Linked DNA regions of Homo sapiens: region 2 is linked to region 1. Evidence: chromatin contacts called from ENCODE Hi-C or POLR2A ChIA-PET data. All regions are on one chromosome and are shown on one strand. The core of a region is the stretch at or near the end of the contact, and the rest is flanking DNA. Distances in the headings are between cores, read along the strand shown.

What was found. A loop is a pair of places that touch in the nucleus more often than their neighbours do. ChIA-PET counts read pairs that join two places held with the same protein, here RNA polymerase II (POLR2A). Pooled maps may share reads with other maps.
Region 2: a pooled map shows a loop between it and region 1 (3-fold over the local background). The contact joins two enhancer-like sites. A Hi-C loop is called at or near these places in 1 of 50 pooled maps. POLR2A ChIA-PET finds 5 or more read pairs at or near these places in 2 of 52 experiments (OCI-LY7 and activated CD8-positive, alpha-beta memory T cell).

What each region holds. Positions count from the first base shown.
Region 1 is chr6:47,333,744-47,337,291 of GRCh38, reverse strand. No RefSeq gene overlaps it. Among named protein-coding and RNA genes, the nearest start is that of TNFRSF21, 26 kb to the right of the region's middle. Within about 2 kb of position 1,656, at least 3 of the 41 ENCODE cell types and tissues checked have a DNase peak (open chromatin) inside an H3K27ac peak, as active enhancers do; they include OCI-LY7, where a contact is called at or near this core.
Region 2 is chr6:47,437,840-47,441,678 of GRCh38, reverse strand. No RefSeq gene overlaps it. Among named protein-coding and RNA genes, the nearest start is that of CD2AP, 38 kb to the left of the region's middle. Within about 2 kb of position 2,523, at least 2 of the 41 ENCODE cell types and tissues checked have a DNase peak (open chromatin) inside an H3K27ac peak, as active enhancers do; they include OCI-LY7, where a contact is called at or near this core.

The DNA.
Region 1 (3,548 bases), core at 407-2,906:
ACTCAGTTACACCTGCAAAGTCTCCTTGGCTATATAAAGTAACATTCACGGGATCTGGCCATTTAAGATGTGAATATTTTAGGGGGAGGTTATTCAGTTTACCATAACCATCCATGGTCTGTTCCCACTTCCACACTTCCTCAGGTAGACTTCAAAATCTGTCTTTGTGAATCTTCCACTGCATACACCCTTAACACCCTTGCCCTGTCCCCTTTCTGTTATAAGCTTCACCCCTGTGTAACCTAGCCCTCCACCTCCTACATGTCTGCACCCAGGCAGCTCAACAAGTCTGGACTGAAACACAATTGTGCTAGTGGGTCCCACCTGACATTTTAAACCCCAGCTCTCAGGCAGGCTCTCAGTGCTAAGGCAGAATTCTTGACATAGGCAGGGCACAGACAGGCTGGGGTGAGGTAGAATAATTCAGGCTTGAGATAATTCACAAAGCCAATGAATGACAGATAGGAAGGGTTAAACAGGGGTAAGAAAATTCTACCTGGATTTAAAAAATGAATTTTGAGGAACATTTGCCCTGATTGTGAAGACTTTGTGTGTGAAGACTTCTTGGTGATGAAATTCTAAGGCAAAGTGAAAAAATTGTGCAGCCAGCCCAAAACAAAGGAATCAATTCTAAGTCTGCTAAGAAGCTTGTGGGAAAAGGTCTTGTAAGTACAGGGCTTAACTTAATGGGGGAAGACAGAAAATGGTAAGATAAACACAGAAGGAAAAAATGTAATGCCAGGTAGAGAAAAATGCTGATAAAGGCAAAATAGGAAAGTGGATGGAGAATGACAGGGATTGCTATTTTAGAAGGGGGGCCAGAGAGGGCTTCTCTGAAGTGATGGCTGTGAGTGGAGGATACAATGAAGGAGTGAGAAAGGAGATTGGCAGGCAGAGAGAACAGCAAGTGCAAAAACCCTCAAGGCAGGGTTTGCTTGGCAAGTTTAAGGAACAGCATGGAAGTCAGTGTAGCTGGAGCAGAGGGAGCATGGAAGGGAGTGATACGTGAAGTTGGAGGGGATTCCAGAGGTCACACCATGGAGGGGCTTTGAGGACTTCTCGTCATTGTTTGGCTGCTCCTTTGATGGGGGAGACATGCCCTTCTCCCTGTATCCACCGAGAGTCATACTGCATTCAGCAATAGCCTGCTCATGTGTTACCTCTGCCAAGAAGCCCACTGGTTTCTCCTAGAGGCATTACTGACAGGCCTCCTGCATTCTCCCCTGGCTCTGGGAGTATGTGATGGAAAACCAAGTGTTTTTCTTACACACCCAATATAGAATACGTCACCTCTGGTCACCAAAATGTGTGTGGGGATTTTTTTTCTCACACACCAAAAGCAATTTTCCAGTGAACACTGTTAAAGCAAACTAAATATGGGCTGAGAAGGACTCCGTAATTTTATATTTGAGACCTGGTGGATGAACTGTAACCTTATTAAGATAAGCAGACAAGTTGAAAACCTAACTTAGGACTATGTGCCTGTAACAATAGCTGAGTCTTGGCCAATCCCAGAGGCCATATTTCAACCACTCGTAGACTGCTAAGTGTTCAAACTGTGTTCAAATAAAGCAAACACCAATCTGTAACCAATCCAGCTGTTTCCGTACCTCACTTCTGATTTCTGTATGTCACTTCCCTTTTTTGTTTGTAAATTTGTTCTGACCACGAGGCACGCTTGTAGTCTCTCTGAATCTGCTGAGTCTGAGGGCTGTCCTATTCGCGAATCATTCATTGCTCAATTAAACTCCTTTAAATTTAATTCAGCTGAAGTTTTTCTTTTAACACCAGCAACTGGGTGTCCTATAATTTAATTCAATAATGACACTATCTACCTGGAATTAGAGTCAGATTCCACAGGTTAAGGGCTCAGTCCCACAAAACTGCCCTCCAACTTCAGATGCCCATCACAATTAGTAGGTCACCTATACTTGTGACCAAACAGCTGTAAATCAGAATTCCTCCTCCTTGAGTTTGATTAATTTGCTAGAGAGGCTTACAGAACTCAGGGAAACAACCTACTTAATCTACGCATTTATTATAAACGATATTACAAAAGATACAGATGAAGAGCCAGATGGAAGAGATGCATACATAGGGCAAGGCGTGTGGGAAGGGACACAGAGCTTCCAGGCCATTTCTGGGTAGGAGTCTCTACCTATTCAGCCACCTGGAAGCTCTCTATACCATGGTCCCTTTGGATTTATATTGAAGCTTCATTACATAGGTGTAATTGATTACATTTCTGGTCATCGAGGATCCATTTAACCTTCAGCCCCTCTTGCGTTCTCTGAGATCAGGGAATGGGGCTTAAAGTTTCAGCCTTTAGTCATATGGTTGGTTCCCCTGGCAAACAGCCTCCATCCTGAGGCTATCCAGAAGCCCACCGAAAGTTGCCTCACTAGAACAAAAGATGCTCTTATTACCCAGGAAGTTCTAAAGGATTTAGGAGCTCTGTGTCAGACACTCGTATCACTCAGGAAATTACAAAGGTTTTAGATGCTCTGTGTCAGGAACTAGGGTCAAAGACCAAATATTAGAACAAAAGATTCTCCTAGCATCTCTATCTACAAGATAGAGCACTTCTATCAAAGCAGGAACAGAGACCAAATACATGTTTCTAACTAGATTGTGGTATTGCAAGTACCTTACCTTGGGGGAAGCTATCACTTCTCAAGATCACAGTCTTTGTATAGGACAAAGTTACCTTCCCATGAGAGTTGAAATGATCCATCCCTTCCCAAGCCCCAGTATCTGAGTCACCACCATGTAATAGGATCTTTTAGAGGATTTGCTTTTTCCTCTTATATTTGAAAAACAATTTTGCTTCCTTCTCCATTGTCTGGTTCTGTTTACATCTTATATTTTTGCCTTTTTATATAATTCACATTCTTGGCATTTGGGGTGGTAAGGAGTTCACAAGTATAGGAGGGGTCAGGGAGGAGGAGGGGTGAGAGAAGAGGGAGGAGCTTGGACAAAGAAGCTGAGAGCATAAGATCAAAAGAAGAGTAAAGAAACAAAATAGAAAAAAGAAGGGGCAGTCTGATCCCTGGGAAATCAGCTCTCACACCATTGCTGTCCATGGGAGTGGGACTCCTTGACTCCTGCCTGCTGTAGCTAAAATGACAGAGGGCTGGGGGGCTCATATTTGAGGATACGAAGGGTAAAAATGAGCCTCATGTTTTAAATGCAGTCATTAAAATGGTTAACATTAAGGACTAAAAAGGCAAAACCCAATGTTAACAATAACAATAATAAAGATAATATATAACTTTTTTTAATGGATCTCATCACTCTGGTGTTTTTTTTTTATTATTATACTTTAAGTTCTAGGGTACATGTGCACAACGTGCAGGTTTGATACATAGGTATACATGTGCCATGTTGGTTTGCTGCACCCATAAACTCGTCATTTACATTAGGTATTTCTCCTAACGTTATCCCTTCTGAGGCCCCCAAACCCTGACAGGCCCCGGTGTGTGATGTTCCCCACCCTGTGTCCAAGTGTTCCCATTGGTCAATCCCCACCTATGAGCGAGAACACGCAG
Region 2 (3,839 bases), core at 1,274-3,773, 100 kb before region 1:
TTAAATAAAATAACAGATCAATTTAGAAAAAAAATCAACAAATGTAATTGAAAGCCAGGTGTAATTAAAAGGCATATTAGGCAAAATATTACTCATGATTAAATACCAGAGATCCTGCTTTGATTTAACCAAATTTTAACCTTTTTTACCCTAAAAAAAATAGCACAACTAGAAAGTACTACCAAAACAAAAACCCAACCCAATATAGGCTGGGTGCGGTGGTTCACGCCTGTAATCCCAGCACTTTGTGGGCCCGAGGAGGGCAGATCACCTGAGGTCAGGAGTTTGAGACCAGCCTGGCCAACATGGTGAAAGCCTGTCTCAACTAAAAATACAAAAAATTAGCCGGGCATGGTGGCATGTGCCTGTAATCTCAGCTACTCAGGAGGCTGAGGCAGGAGAATCACTGGAACCTGGGAGGCAGAGGTTGCAGTGAGCTGAGATTGCGCCACTGCACTCCAGCCGGGACTACAGAGGGAGACTCCATCTCAAAACAAAAAACAAAAGAAAAAACAATATAATAGTATAATATTCTCATTTTACATATGGATAAACTAAGCCTTAGAGAGTAGTTAAATGACCTGCCTGTTTGTGGACAGTGGTCTGGACTCCAGTGCTCTTAGCCAGAACATTTTATTGTCTTTCAGCATTCAATTATGCTGCCTTCACTATTTTGCTGGAACACACCTATGTAGGAGAGCATTATGCAAATATATCGGCTTTGTTCCACCACAACCATGGTGAGCTAAATTTAACTTTGATAGCCTCACATCCTTATTAAGAAACAATGACCCATTCAGAGTTGCACAGAAACACGTGACCAATAAAATTGTATTCCTCGAGTGTCCAGCTTTTGGCAACTCTGCTGTTTAGGGTGTAGAGCTTGTATAAAGGAGGAACATGGCTTAATGTGACTTTGTTTGAATAACAGGAAGACAGAAGTTATTTGTATTCTAGTGAATTATATTTAGTCTTTTTTTTCCTTTCCAATTTCAGGTGGGGGACTTTAACTGGGCTCCAGGGAAAATGAGACCAGGAAGCTACGGGCATCCTTCCTGGAGCTTACCTACAGGTGTATGGTTGTACATCCCTATCCAAAGTAACCGTACCCTAATTTTCAGCCCTTTTTATTTCCTACATTTTATTCATCACAGTTACTTTTCTTATGTGTTTGCCTATTCTCTTTCTTTCTCCTAGAACATACACATTTTTTTTCTTTTCTTTTCTTTTTTTTTTTTTTTTTTTTTGAGACAGAGTCTCACTCTGTTGCCCAGGCTGGAGTGCAGTGGTGCAATCTTGGTTCACTGCAACCTCCACATCCCAGGTTCAAGCAATTCTTGTGCCTCAGCCTCCAGAGTAGCTGGGACTACTGGCATGTGCCAACACGCCCGGCTAATTTTTGTACTTTTAGTAGAGCCGGGTTTTCACCATGTTAGCCAGGCTGGTCTCGAACTCCTGACCTCAGGTGATCTGCCCGCCTCGGCCTCCCAAAGTGCTGGGGTCACAGGCATGAGCCACCACGCCCTGCCATAGAATATACACTTTTAACAGGGATAACATTACCCCTGAGGGAGTGAAAGTTGATTCTTGGGAGCAAAAAGCCATTGATATTTCTGTGTATAATGCATGGATATAGACACAGTACATAAATATATACACGATATCTGTGGTATCAAAATTCCATGGTGGAGCAGTTAGGAAAGGAGTGTCTAAAAATGTTTCTTAGGGGGCAATAATGAAAAAATGGTAGAGAAACAATATTCTGGGAACTAAATTTCAGAAGGGCAGGGCCTACAGAATCCTTGCAGATTGCAGTCCCAGTGTTTGCCAATGTCCCGCACAGAGTTAGGGCATAGTAAAGGGTATAATGAATATTTTGAAGAATCAACTGTTCATCCACCTTTTTGACAACAAATCACATTTCACATAGTGTTGTCATTATTTTAAAGAAGGGAAAAGCGGAGAGTTGGGTAAAGGAAGCTATGAAGTGGAAATGTGTTTCTTTTTAAGGAAACTAGGCAGGTAGGGCAGGAATACCTATATATAAAAAATTAAGTTTTCAACTCAGAAGTGAAGTTGCTTCTCTATTTTTCCAGAAGCCTACTCTGTCACAATTGACTAGTGCTGACTTTTAGATATCTTTGTGCAAAATGCCTAATTTAGAAACTAGCATACAGCATTCAAATCAGAACTTTTCTATTATTCTGAAAATAGAATGTTTTGCCTAAAGTCCTTCGTAGGTATTATTACATCTTCCACATGAGGCCAGACCCAAATGTGATGAGCTCAAAGCCCTGACTGCCAAGAAGCGGGTGTGACATCTGGGAGAAGAGAAGTGCAATGGTTCCAGACATTTATTTCATAGTATCCATTCTTGGCCAGAGAGGGCCGGCCCCATGCCTGTCTCCTAATAGACTAATATTGGGCTCCTTTTAGGTCAGCGTTGGGACAGCTGACGCTAATTGAGACAGTAAGCATTTCTTGTGGTCTATTTCTATTTCCCCAGCACAAGACTTCTTCTTGCAGCTTCCTCTTATCATGCAAAGTCACAACATCTGAGAGTTTTTCAGAAACAAAAGAAATGCTACAGTTATGATCTGGTGTTAACTGACTTCTCCTGGACCCTGTACTTTAAGTGCCCATGGTCATACAGGAAAACTCCTTTTTGTTTTTTTGTCTTGTTTTGTATTTGAGACAGGGTCTCACTCTGCTGCCCAGGCTGTAGTGCAGTGGTGCAATCTCGGCTCGCTGCAACCCCCGCTTCCCGGGTTCAAGTGATGCTCCCACCTCAGCCTCCCATGTAGCTGGGACTACAGGTGTGTGCCACTGCACCTGGCTAGTTTTTGTATTTTTTGATAGAGAAGGGATTGCACAGTGTTGGCCAGGCTGGTCTCAAATTCCTGACCTCAAGTGATCTGCTCACCTCAGCCTCTCAAAGTGCTGGAATTACAGGTGTGAGCCACTGCGCCCAACCAGGAAACTCCTTTTAATATGAAGATCTTCAAGGGCATTCCATCCTCTAGTGTTGGTTTTATCCTCATCAGTGTCCTGTTCTATACACCTTAAGTGTCATGAGAGTCCCATAGGTTGGGTTAAGTAGACAGAAACACTCTTGACAGCATGTTATACCAAATAGAATTTCTACATATGAATTAGAAGTTTCTGAGCAAAGCAATAACAATAATAAAAGAATAGAAAATAAATATATTTAGAAAAAATTAAAAAATTATTCTGAAAGAGGCAGCTAAAGTGATTTAACAAAGAAGTATCTACAGATGAGGAATAAAAACATGTCCCCGTATTTCACCCATTTTAAGATGAACTACATGTTTGTAGAAATGATTACACAAGGATAAATTTCTTGGAAACATAGGAAAATATATTCCACTGGAGAACAGGAGATTTGGGGGAGGAGATTTTGACTGCAAGAAGGAAATGGAATTTGGAACACAGGAGGGTTGTTAGCCTTTGAAAGGGATCCACTCTTTCTTTGAGACTTTTGGAAAAGGAAAAAGTGATAGACACGGGGAAACACTCAGGTGAAAAGTTAGCCAGAGTTGTGATGATAGATATATCTTGATTTATCTCAAGAAGACCACTCTTGAAGTCTGGACTCAGTGAAGCCTGCATTCAGAATTATTTTCTGAGTCCATGTGAATGCTCCCCTGGAGCTGTTATTCCATCCTCTCCTTCATCATCCATGTTGTAAAATCCACGAGCCCTTATAGGCATGATGGTCAGGGTTGGCAGGTTGCTTCCAGTCAGTGGAAAAGAGCATGATCCTTAGTATACCTTGGTTGTACTAGCACCATACAAACTGCCCCACCACAGGAAGGTGA